Regions from separate parts of the Homo sapiens genome. Here regions 1 and 2 are each linked to region 3. The links are chromatin contacts, found by Hi-C or POLR2A ChIA-PET in ENCODE. All regions are on one chromosome and are shown on one strand. Each heading gives the region's core, a stretch centred on a gene start or an enhancer-like site at or near the end of the contact. The rest is flanking DNA. Distances are from core to core; before and after follow the strand shown.

Region 1 (4,075 bases), core at 1,576-4,075, 950 kb before region 3:
AAAAGAAAAGAAAGGAAATAAGAGGAAAGAAAACTAACATCCACCAGGTTTTCTGCTTGAGCCAGGCTCTAGGAAGGTTACTAGAGTTCAAAGGAACACAGATACTTCCTCCTCTGGATACTCTTAACACTTTCTCTGTTCTCCCTCTACACCTTTTCTGCTTTGTTTGCTCGTGGTATGTGCCCCTAATTAAGATAGCTAGCATTTATTTGGCACTAATGATGTGTCATGTACCAGGCCCATTTATTCTTGCAATAACCTTAAATTATTGTTTCCATTTTAGGATGAGGAAATTGAAGATCTGAGTGCTTAAGCAAGGGATCAATGTCATACACCTAAGAACTGACAACCTGGGGTGTAAACTCTTGTCTGTCAGACACAAGAGTCTAAGTACATAACTACCGGGCTATAAAGCCCACCTTCCACTCTTCCATGAACAGTCTACGGATTCCCTAATAGCAGCCACAGAATTGCTTCAACCTCTACTTCCTGTTAAAGAGGGTTCATAATAGTGCCAGTCTGACAGGTTGTTAAGGTTAAATAAATTACCTAGAATTCGGATGACCAGTTGTAAGGTTTCCCAGGGACTGAGTGGGTTCCCAGGAATGGTTTCAAAATGGGGATGGCTGGATGTGTGGCTCACGCCTGTAATCCCAGCACTTTGGGAGCCCAAGGCAAGAGGATCACTTGGGTCCAGGAGTTCAAGATCAGCCTGGGCAACATGGTGAGACCTGTCTCTACAAAAAATACAAAACTTAGCTGGACATGACATGGTACCACCTGCCTGTAGTCCTAGCTACTCAGGAGGCTGAGGTGGGAAGATCGCTTGAGCCCAAGAGGTGGAGGCTTCAGTGAGCCGTGATTGTACCACTGCACTCCAGCCTGGGCAACAGAGCAAGACCCTGTCTCTAAAAATATAAATAGGCGGCCGGGCGCGGTGGCTCACGCCTGTAATCCCAGCACTTTGGGAGGCCAAGGCAGGTGGATTGCCTGAGGTCAGGCGTTCGAAACCAGCCTGGCCAACATAGCGAAACCATATCTCTACTAAAAATACAAAAAATTAGCTGAGCGTAGTGGTGGGTGCCTGTAATCCCAGCTACTTGGGAGGCTGAGGTAGGAGAATTGCTTGAACCTGGTAGGCGGAGGTTGCAGTGAGCCGAGATTGCGCCATTGCACTCCAGCCTGGGCAACAAGAGAGAAACTCCATCTTAAATAAATAAATAAAAATAAATAAATAGGCTGGGCATGGTGGGTCACACCTGTAATCCCAGCACTTTGGGAGGCTAAGGCAGGCGGATCACTTGAGGGCAGGAGTTCAAGACCAGCCTGGCCAAAATGGCAAAACCCTGTCTCCACTAAAAATACAAAAATTAGCCAGGTGTGGTGGCACATGGCTGTAGTCCCAGCTACTTGGGAGGCTGAGGCAGGAGAATCACTTGAACCCAGGAGGCAGAGGTTGCAGTGAGCCAAGATCACACCACCGCACTGCAGCCTGGTGACAGAGCACGACTGTGTCTCAAAAAAATTAATTAATTAATTAAATAAAAAAGGAAATGGAACTATTTTTGTGAATCTGTGGATTATATCAGAAAAAAAAGACACAATGGGGAAAGTCCTAGGCAAATCAGGATGAGTTAGTCATCCTTCCTAGATGAGTGTTTGGTGCTAAATACATGCTCAGCAGACATGATTATTGCTTCCCCTTTCTTTCGTCCATTTGGCAACAAAAAGGTGGCAAGCACCCACTCTGTGCCCTGTCCTAGGGTCCGGGAACCCTGTAAGCAGTAGATGGAGGTGGGGGTGGGGGTGGGGGCGGGGATGCTGTTCAGAGCACCTTGCTCCAAGGGTTCATTAAAAAATCCACCAGTGGACCGGGCGCGGTGGCTCATGCCTTTAATCCCAGCACTTTGGGAGGCCGAGGCGGGCGGATCACAAGGTCAGGAGATCGAGACCATCCTGGCTAACACGGTGAAACCCCGTCTCTACTAAAAATACAAAAAAAATTAGCCGGGCGTGGCAGCGTGCGCCTGTAGCCCCAGCTGCTGGGGAGGCTGAGGCAGGAGAATGGCGTGAACCCGGGAGGCGGGGCTTGCAGGGAGCCGAGATCGCGCCACTGCACTCCAGCCTGGGGGACAGAGCGAGACTCCGTCTCAAAAAATAAAAATAAAAAAAATAGAAAAAACAATCCACCAGCCACGATAAATGGCAGACCTCCTTCTGATTTCAGCCGGTGTGGTATGTTCCTGGGCTGACAGCACTTGTCTAGTCTTGCTTTCCCAAGTGGGAAAGGTCTCTGGGACCTTAAGGTCCCCAGGTGGTGACACAGAGACAGGTAGGGGGGCCCATAGCAAAGCCAGGCAAGGAGGTCCCGAGATGATTGTGGGTGGCAGGGAAAGAAAAAATATTCCTTGACTTTGTGCCTGGACCTGGTTGTAATAAAGGCCCAAGAGGTAGTTCCTATCATCGTGCACATTTCGCTGAAGGAAGAAACTGAGGGTCAGTGACCCAAGTGAAGTGACTTGCCCAAGATCATGCAGGAAGACATGGATAATTGTAATTTGAACCAAGGTCCCAGCAAAGTGGGATTGTTGGGGCTGAGTGGGCCGGCTCCTGCATTTCCTTCCCTCTCCCTGGGCTTGGGTCTCCCACTTGTCCAGACAGCGGCCGGGCTTGTCACGGGGCTCTGTGCAGCCTTTTCCACTCTCCCGGCTGCCAGCGTCCCGCCCCGTCCCCTCCCAGCCCCCAAGGGAGGAGGGGAGAGCTGCAGAGAGGAGGAGGGGTCGGGGAGGCCGGCTTTATAAAGGCGGCTGGAACAACCCTGCCCGCCAGACCCCGTCGCCCGGATCCCCTGAGCTGCCCGCCATCCCACGTGACCGCGCCGCCCCCCAGCTCCACCGCTGAGTGAGTTGGGGCGCGTCCCTATCCCGTTCCCAGTCCCTCGCCGAGCCGCGTGGTGCACTGAAGCCGGCGTGGGGAGGAGAGCCGATGAAGGAGAACGCTAACATGGGGGCTCCAGGCAGAATCTCTAATGGGAGAGATTTAGGACCTGAGGGAGCCGGGAGACCCGGGAGCCCACGGTCTGGTCGGCCACCTCCTCTCCTCCCCGGGCGCGAGGCCTAGGAGACCGCAAGCCACCCTCCAAGAATGCGCGTGCAGTCGTTGCCGTGGCAACGTGCAAGCCTGCATGGGCCCACCGCTAAAGGAAAGGGGAGGTTGTTGGGGGTGTGGGGGCTGGTCCCCTGGAGGTCCAAACTCATCACGCGGCGGTAGCACGAGGGAACTGGGAACGTCCCCTCCCCCGTGTCCCAAATCCTCTGGGAGCCAGAACGCAAGTCGCATCGCCTCTCTGAGCCTCAGTTTCCACATCTGCCATATGGAGGCAAGATTATTGGTTCCAAGTTCCCCGAAGAGTTATCTGGAGGGTAACGATCCAGGCTAGTTCCCACTTATGGTTGGACGTCCAAGGAATGGGTTTAAGCGGCTCAGATAACTCCTGCGACCCCACCCCACCCCCAGGCCCGCTCGCCATGGCCCTCTTCGGGGCCCTCTTCCTAGCGCTGCTGGCAGGCGCACATGCAGAGTTCCCAGGCTGCAAGATCCGCGTCACCTCCAAGGCGCTGGAGCTGGGTAAGGCGCAGGGGCAGACAGGGACGGACGGGAGCGGACGGGGTTGGGGTCGCCCCAACAGTGGGCACGGGAGCTAAGTAAGGGTTTCTCTGCTGCTTCAGTGAAGCAGGAGGGGCTGCGCTTTCTGGAGCAAGAGCTGGAGACTATCACCATTCCGGACCTGCGGGGCAAAGAAGGCCACTTCTACTACAACATCTCTGAGTAAGTGGGGGGCGGGGCCTCGCGATCCGGGGCGGGGCCTCGGCGGTGGAGGCGGGGCCCGAGAAATCTCAGGGTCTCGGGAGACTGGAGGCTGAGTGGGATGGGGCGTGGCCAAATCGATGAGGCAAGACTTAAGAAACCGGATGGGGCCGAAAAGATAAAGGCCAAGCCAGTCATCATAGGCGGGACCAGGCAGATGGGCGTGGCCTTGAAAATGTAGAGGGGGCCAAGAAGGAAGCAGGACCAG
Region 2 (4,018 bases), core at 1-2,500, 810 kb before region 3:
ACTCAGTTCTGCTACCATTGACCTCAGGCCAATCCCTCTCTCTAGTTGTCTGTCTCTCTATTTACAAGAGAAGGGGAGTAAGTTTGTTAGCTCAGAGGGCCCTTCTTGGGTTAAGAAGTGCTGAAATTTTACTTTTCCAACAACAACTGGCATCTTTCTCTCAGACATAGTGGCAGGTTGGAGCTGAGGCAGCAGGACAGACTGTGAGTGAGTATTTCCTGGGCTTCAGCTTCACTCCTTTTTTGGTGATAGCTTAGAGTCTTGGGATGGGTGCTGATAGAGGGTGGGGAACCGTCATCCCCATTCTGGCTACTGTTCCTATTTCTCTTCCTGATTCCTGGTAAGCTAATTGTGAGGTGATTAGGGAGCATGTCTTATGAGGAACTGACCTTACCTAGCATGGCAAAGCCAGGATCGTGAAAGACAGAGGATCCTGCCTGAAAGAATGGCATCCGCCAGGTTTTTGTAAGGTCTCTGGGGATAGGAAAAGGCCCAGCCAGATTTCAGGTCAGTATAAAGAGGTACAAAGGGCCAGGCATGGTAACTCATGCCTGTGACGTCAGCACTTTGGGAGGCTGAGGCGGGAGGATTGCTTGAGGCCAGAAGGTCAAAACAAGCCTAGTCAACATAGTGAGACCCTGTCTCTATAAAAAATAAAAATAATTAGCTGGGCCTGGTAGTGTGTGCCTATAGTTCAGCTACTCAGGAGGCTGAGGTTGGAGGATTGCTTGAGCCCAGGAGTTCAAGAGTTTGAGGCTGCAGTAAGCCACCATTGCGGCACTGCACCCCAGCCTGGGTGACAAAGCGAGACCCTGTCTCAAAAAAAAAAAAAAAAAAAAAAAGGTATAAAGGCTGTCTAGCTTAAGTAGGATAGCATAATCTGGCTTGGAGGTAGTGAGGCCCCATTAATTCCAGGTGTTAGAGCTGAGAGAAAGGGATCACGTGGCAGGGATTCATATAAGGCAGGGTGTCAGACTGGGTGGCATTGCTGGGCACTGGTCAAAAGCGAGGTGCTGTGACCCTCTGGGCCTCCAGGAAGCCTGGCCTGGAAAAGGGTAGAGGTAAGTGCTCCATGCCTGGTCTTGAGGACGAGGGCAGAGAGTAGCAGAGAGCTCCTGGCATTGGTCATCTCAAGGTCAAGCTCAGCAAAATGGTGAAATCTGGGACGTATGGCACTCCCAGTTTCTAGGGCACATGGCATAATTTTATGAGATGTTTATGTCACCGGGTTTTTCCACCAGGGAGATTTTTACTCCCAGCCTTCTCAGCTGTGAGATAGAAGGCTTTTGTTCCTTGTTAAATGGATTTCAGTGTTTGTCAAGCAGGTGGGGAGGTGCAGGGAGATGCATTTGGTGGTTACAGTGACCACATTTTCTGAGTCAAAAATCAGGACACATAGTTTTGATGTGATCTCACAGTAGCACAGGATATTTGAAATAGGGGCTGTTCAGGAAAATCTCAGGATACAGGGTTACTACGCCTGGGTTGTTTAGCTGCATGTATTCTCCTTGGATTCCAATACTTGCTTTTTCCATCATGGCAGACTTCCCAGAGCCAGCTGTATGCAATCATACTTACCTGTTCCTACTCAGAGGCACTGGGCCAGTCTTGCTTTGGTTTTCTGCGAAATCTTTAATTGCCTGTCACCTTTCTCTTTACTTAAGAAGCTTGAAATAAACACTAAGATGAATGAGTCATGGTGAATTGGTTTGGTTTGGATGTGGCCTTCTTTGGGTGTGCCTGCGCCTGGGGCCCTGGCCAGTTGCCTGCATGTTTTAAGGATAGTGTAGTAGAAAAAGTACTTTACCGCAAATCAAGAGGCTGAGTGTTGTCCTGCCTTGCTGCTGACTCACTCTGTAGTTCTGGGCAAGATTCTTCTCTGAGTTTATTTTCATAGGAAATGTGTTTGGCTGCACACAACAGAAAATTAATCATATAGGGGTTTGTTTTTCTCATATAACAAGAATTCCTGAGGCTGGGATGGTGGCTCCATGATGCTAACAAGGATGAAACTATTTCCCTCTTTCTCCTTTGCAATTCTTTTTTTTTTTTTACATTTACATTTTATTATTTATTTATTTTAAAAGACGATGGTTAGATGCCACAAAGTAGGTGGCAATGCTTGAACCATATGCATGTTGTCAGGCCCAAAGGCCTCTTCCATCCTTGTCGAGGGGAGTGCTAACCTTCTCTCCTTTCATACAACACCTCTTTGCAATTCTTGACCATTTCGTTATGCTGAGTTGCCTCCTCATTGAAAGAAGGCTACTCTGCCTCTCTGTGTAATGTCTATCTTTGGACTGGAAGAAGAAAGAAGTGAGGGAGCAGTTTGAAAGGGGTATTCCCTGTGTCAGGAATACAAAAGTTTCCCAGTTTATGTCCTAGTTTGTGGTCACCCCTTGTTGCAAGAGAGTATGGGGAAACAAATCATTTTAGCTGGACCTGTTGCCTCTCAGAATAAACTTGGTATCCAGTATCTATTGCTGCATAAGAAACCATCTCCAAACTTCATGACTTAAAGCAATATAGTTACTCTTTCTCACAGTTGTGTAGGTTGCCTGAGCTTGGCTGGGCAGTTCATATACCCACATGATGTAGCTGTGGTCATTCATTTAGCTGCATTCATCTGGGAGCTTAGCAGGGAGCTCAACTGGAGCCACAACGTCCAGGATGACCTCTCTTCTAGGTTCTGTCTCCATGGGGCATCTCATCATCCCATAGCGTAGTTCAAGCTGCTTTATAGCATGGCGGCTGGTTTCCAAGAGGAAGTATTCTGAGTGGACAAGCCCCAGTATGCTAGTGCTTATCAAGGCTCTGCTTACATTACATTTGCTAATGTCCCATTGGTCAAAGCAAGTCAGATGGTCAAACCCAGAGTAGGTATGGAAGGGGACTACAAAAGGGCCTGAATCCCAGGAGGTAAAGTTCACTGGAGGCCACCATTGTAAATGTCTGCCACAGGGAGAATTCAGGGAGAATGTTGGCCACAGTGGGTTAGACCTGAACAGTGTTTTTCAAACTGTGAGTCCTGAAAGCAATTTAGTAATTAGGAAAAATAAGAACTAGAATATAAAATATCAGGGTGGGCTGGGTGGGGGGGCTCACGCCTGTAATCCTGGCACTTTGGGAGGCTCAGGCGGGAGGATCACTTGAGCCAGGAGTTTGATATCAGCCTAGGGAACATAGTGAGACTCTGTCTCTACAAAATAAATAAATAAAATTACCCAGGCCTGGTGGCTTGTGCCTCTAGTCCCAGGTACTCAGGAGGCTGTGGTGGGAGGATCCCTTGAGCACAGGAGTTTCAGGCTGCAATGAGCTATGATTGTGCCACTGTACTTTAGCCTGGGTGATACAGTGAGACCCTGTCTCTACAAAATAAATAAATAAATAAGCCAGGCATGATGGCATGTGCCTGTAGTTCTAGCCACTCAGGAGGCTGAGGTGGGAGGATCCCTTGAATGCAGGAGTTTGAGGCTGCAGTGAGCTATGATTATGCCACTGCACTTTGGCCTGGGCAACACAGTGAGACCCTGTCTTAAAAAAAATCAGATGTATTGCAGATACATGATACACATAAATATTTACATTATATATGTATATAAATATATAACTATATATAAACATACACATGGGACACAATGAAAAATGTGTTTCATATTGTGAGCGTCTCTGGGCTCCAATGCTTTGATTATGTAGCAGAGTTTGGTGGTGAATGTCCCGCTGACCCCCTTCCGTGTGAGGAGCTGTGTGATGGGGATGCATCCTGTCCCCAGGGGCATAAATGCTGCAGCACCGGCTGTGGCCGCACCTGCCTCGGAGACATTGAGGGAGGTATGTTGGCTCTTTTGGGAAGAAATCCTTGAGTGTTTCCTGAGAAGAGTGCTTCTCTTTCCCTTCCTGGGAGGAGCTAGGATTCTCATCCTTCCTGTCCCTCTGGTCCCCCAACCCAAAGCAACCCATTCTTCTAGGGCCGAGGGGCCCTGTCGACATTAAAAGAACTGGGGGAAGGCACTGTGGG
Region 3 (4,342 bases), core at 1,242-3,741:
GTCAAGCAAAGGCGTCAAAAGAAACAACTCTGACAATGCCTTGATTTCAGATCTCTAGCCTTCAGAACAGTGAGAGAATAAATTTACGTTGCTTAAACCACCCACTCCATGACACTTTGTCTTGTCCTGATAAACTGATACACGTGATAATAAAATTGATCTGCTTCAAATTAGGCAATCTACTAGTTACAATGAGCTGGGAATCACCAGCCACTTCAGAACCCAGTCCTGCAATGCTCTTCTCTTGTGCTTTTAATACATTTTTTAAAATCCAAAAGGTACAGGAATGAGCATGCCAAGAAACTTTAGTCCTTTGCTCAAGATTATGTAAGACAAGGCAAAGGGGGAAACAAAACTCAGATTCCTAATCCTCTTTTCAATTAAACCAAGGCCTCGGAGAAAGAAACCAAGAAGAACGAACGAACATAGTTCAGAAAGAAACATAACTAGTGTGCATTCATAATTGGATCACTATGGTACTATAGTAAATATCTGCTAACATACACAGAGACCTGTGAAACAGGGGTACTTTTAGAGAGGCATCAGAGTGAGGCAGTTAAGAGCATGGCCGGGCCCGGTGGCTCACGCCTGTAATCCCACCACTTTGAGAAGCCAAGGTGGGCGGATCACGAGGTCAGGAGATAGAGACCATCCTGGCTAACACGGTGAAACCCCGTCTCTACTAAAACTACAAAAAATTAGCCAGGCGTGGTGGCACGCACCTGTGGTCCCAGTTACACAGGAGGCTGAGGCAGGAGAATCGCTTGAACCCAGAAGGCGGAAGTAGCAGTGAGCCGAGATTGCGCCACTGCACTTCAGACTGGGCGACAGAGTGAGACTCCGTCTCAAAAAAAAAAAAAGAACATGGACTTTGGACCAGACCCCATAGACATTAAAATCCTAGCTCTGTCTCTTACTTGCTATGACTTCTCCCAGCAAATCACTACCCTCTGTATCTCAGTTTTATCATCTGTAAAACAGACATATAGGGATATCTACCACACAGGATTGTTGTGAGGTTCAAATGAGTTCAAATGAGGTTTTTATGGTTCAAAAATGGTCAAATATCAGCAATTTCATATGCTTCAGCAGGACACATGGAAAGCACTTAGAACAGTGCCTGGCACCCGGTAAGTGCAATATGAGTGTAATAATCATTACTATTACAGTCTCAGCACACTACGCTAGGGTGAATCCAAAGCCCATCCCAACCACCTATTTGCCTTCTGCAATGTTTGTGCACCTCAAACATCCCCAAGCTCAAACAACCCCTAAGAGTGCTGCCCAGGCAGTCAATCCCTTCTCTTCACCTCTTGGTTGCCCTGCACTTCCACACCCTGAACACTTCCTTCTTTAGAGCTCATTCTGCTGCAGGAAGTCAGACGTCTCTGTGAAATAGAAGTAACCACACTGAACCTCAGAGAAGCATGACTCCTTCGGTCTCTAGTCCCTACTTTTCTCCAGATGTGGTAGAGTGGCAAAAGACCCGGGATGTCCACAAGGGAAATCCAGGAGTTGAGATTTTCTAGGATCAGCCACCATCCTGATCTTGAACTAAAGCAATTCCAGGTACCACTAGGATTTGGTGCTGATATTCACAAAACAACTGAGGCCTGAAAAGGGCACAGACTGGCAGGGTTCAGTGACCCGGAGTAAAGAAGGAAACACTTCCCAACTACTCTGGACCTCAGTCTCCCCATCTCGAAAATATCCTCTTATTTCCTTACCTACCTCCCAATGTCAGGTTCTGAAGAGCTGAGGAGGATGTGAAGACCATTAGGAAGACACTGAACATCAGTAATAAAAGATGCCATCCTACAGTGGGGACACCACCAACAGCATCCTCTGAAATGCTACCCTCCACCATCCCCTCCCTTGCTAGACCCTCAACCTTTCCTCGCATGCTTTCAGCCTTAGGCGCAAAGCTTTTCCCCTCCACAGATCCCCCCACCGCACCCCTCAAGTGGGACTTCAGACCCTTAGAAAGTCCACCCGGCCTTCCTCTTGGCCAGTTCTCGATCCACCCCCTTAAAGAGATCCCTCACAGATTCTCACCCTGCTTCAGCATTCGCCCCCACCTCCGTGAGTCCCTGCTTGGATAGCGTTCCCCCGAGTGGCCCGGCCTCAGCAGGTACTCTCCCTAACTTGTCCCCACGTTCCTCAGCACAGTCTCACCACAGCGAGTGCTCCCTCTAACCGGTCCCAAGTCTAACCTCCTTAGCAGATGCTCCCCTCAGCCGGACCCTCACCCACCAGACGTCCCCCCCCTCACTCAGCAGGTGCCCCATCGGCTGGGTCGCTTAGCTCCGGGGACTCCCACACAGGTGTATCCCCTCAACCAGTTCCCGCCTTTTCTTCCCCTGACCCCATGCCCGTCCTCTTAGCCAGTGGCCCCTCACCGGCGCGGCGGGTTCCTCAGCTGTACCGTCTCCATGGCGCTGCCAGCAGCCGCCCAGACCCGCTCACTGCTCCATCCTCCCGCGGACCTCCTGAGCCCGCCCCGCAGACCCTCCCACACTTCCGCTTTCCGCCCCTACCGGAAGCGGCGCGCGGCGCGGGAGCGGGGCGGAGCCACGGCCCTGATCACGTGGTTCGGGCGTGAGTCTTGTGGCGCGGTGGGGCGCGGACCCGGAACCGCCAAGTGGTGAAGGCGCCTCCAGGCGGTGCCCGCTGGTCTCTAGAGTGTCAGTGGCGCTGTCTTCCTGCGTTACCGGAGCGCACAAAATACTCGGTCCCCAGGCCGAGAACGCACCTCTACCTGGGTCCTGGGTCCCATTTCACAGACTGAGATGCGTGAAGCGCCTCCTTTAGAAGAGCTGACAATTCTTAGCAAACCAAGTTTTGCGTGATTTTGGGGAGGCGGCGCTGCCCCAGGAACGCCTGGAGGTATTTGTGGTTTTCTGCCGCTTACCTGGTTGAACTCTGGTCCCAACGGGCCCCCTGCACATTTTCTCCTACAATGCATCAACGCGCAAATTGCCCCACTGTCTTTCTTAAAGGCCTCCCCTTTAAGTCAGTTTGCAGACATAAAAATAAGCAACATTAATTAAGCATTTGCCGTGTACTTGTCTTCATATATTATCTCATTTAATCCCCTGTGTCAAGCCGATAAGGTCATCCCCGTTTTTATTTATTTAATGATTTAACACAGTCCCTAAACGTTTTCAGTGCTTTACCTCATTTAATACTCCTAACAACCTAGACGGTATTATTATTATTCCTACTTCATAAGGCCAGAGAGGTGAAGTATCTAGCCCAAGGTCACATAGCTTAGAGTATAGGTTTGGGGATTTAAATCCAGTTTGGTCTGATTTCAGGGCCTGCACCACCAAACTGGACAGCCATGGGTGTGTAACCTCTTTTTGGGCCTGAGAAACAGACCTTTCTCTCCACTCAGAGCTCCGGCTTCAGCTATTGTGCTTCCGAATGCCACTACCATCAGTAAGTATTAGGAAAATGGCAGATTCTACCCAATTGACCCATGGGGAAAGTTATAGGAGAAAACTTAACCAGAGCAACCTCTCACTGTTTTTAATTGCCTTGCTTTTCCCAAGGATATGCCATCTACAGAACTTAACACCTGAGCACCCACCCTTCAGGGCCACCCATGGGCCCAAAACGGGATAAAGGAGCCATTCCCTGACATAGGAGGAAAACATTTGCTGAGAAGCTACTGTGTGCCAGACACAATCTTGGACTTTCACTTAATCCTCAAAACAGCCCTAGGAAGAAGTACCTACCGTTAACAGATAAGAAAGCTGAGACCCACGGTTTACACAGCTAAGGAGAGCAAAGGTTTTAACCCAGGACTGTCCTGACTCCACAACATCAAAGTTGTTGTTTTGTTTTTGGTGTTTTGTAGAAACAGGATCTCCCTATTATTACCCAGGCTGGTCTCAAACTCCTGGGCTGCAGCAGTCCTCCCACCTCGGCCTCCCAGAGTGCTGGGATTACAGGCAAGAGCCACCACACCTGGCTGATGAATAGGAATTGGGTAAACATTTTTGAAAATTAAATACCAAATTACCATTACACAATGCCAAACAGACCTCCTTTGTCCCCTTCCCAGGATTTTTCCAGAAGATGGACTCACATTATGATGGCCCCCTTTTTCCGCAGAGTGTTCCCAATGAAAATTTCTGAAATGATGGGAATGTTCTAAATATGTGCTGTCCGAAATAGTAACCATTAGCCACATATGGCTATTGAGCACTTTAAATGTGGCTAGCATAACTGAAAGGCCACATTTTTATTTAAATTTAAATTTAAATAGCAAACCGTGGCTAATCATAATAATAGCTTAAGAGAGAAATGGTGAGCAGGGTTACTGGGAGAGGTATTT

The links. A loop is a pair of places that touch in the nucleus more often than their neighbours do. ChIA-PET counts read pairs that join two places held with the same protein, here RNA polymerase II (POLR2A). Pooled maps may share reads with other maps.
Region 1: a pooled map shows a loop between it and region 3 (5-fold over the local background). The contact joins the promoter of PLTP here to the promoter of STK4 in region 3. A Hi-C loop is called at or near these places in 2 of 37 single-sample maps with no recorded cell type and 2 of 50 pooled maps. POLR2A ChIA-PET finds 5 or more read pairs at or near these places in 1 of 52 experiments (activated B cell).
Region 2: a loop to region 3 is called in a map of IMR-90, with 4 times the contacts of the local background. The contact joins the enhancer-like site here to the promoter of STK4 in region 3. A Hi-C loop is called at or near these places in 2 of 168 maps with a recorded cell type or tissue (IMR-90 and ascending aorta) and 6 of 50 pooled maps. POLR2A ChIA-PET finds 5 or more read pairs at or near these places in 1 of 52 experiments (activated B cell).

What each region holds. Positions count from the first base shown.
Region 1 is chr20:45,910,905-45,914,979 of GRCh38, reverse strand. PLTP (phospholipid transfer protein) reads left to right here and starts at 2,825. Exons shown (of 16, transcript NM_006227.4): 1 at 2,825-2,901; 2 at 3,517-3,627; 3 at 3,729-3,828. The coding sequence starts at 3,528.
Region 2 is chr20:45,776,888-45,780,905 of GRCh38, reverse strand. WFDC3 (WAP four-disulfide core domain 3) reads left to right here. Exons shown (of 7, transcript NM_080614.2): 5 at 3,697-3,831. It also overlaps the pseudogene RNU6ATAC38P. Among named protein-coding and RNA genes, the nearest start is that of WFDC3, 13 kb to the left of the region's middle. RefSeq lists enhancers at 466-966, 2,662-2,956. Within about 2 kb of position 1,250, at least 23 of the 41 ENCODE cell types and tissues checked have a DNase peak (open chromatin) inside an H3K27ac peak, as active enhancers do; they include IMR-90 and ascending aorta, where a contact is called at or near this core.
Region 3 is chr20:44,964,661-44,969,002 of GRCh38, reverse strand. It overlaps STK4 (serine/threonine kinase 4), which reads right to left and starts at 2,491. Exons shown (of 11, transcript NM_006282.5): 1 at 2,400-2,491. The coding sequence starts at 2,434. It overlaps STK4-DT (STK4 divergent transcript), which reads left to right and starts at 2,545. Exons shown (of 3, transcript NR_038341.1): 1 at 2,545-2,886; 2 at 3,318-3,441; 3 at 3,555-4,342. RefSeq lists silencers at 607-736, 2,417-2,666 and an enhancer at 1,197-1,276.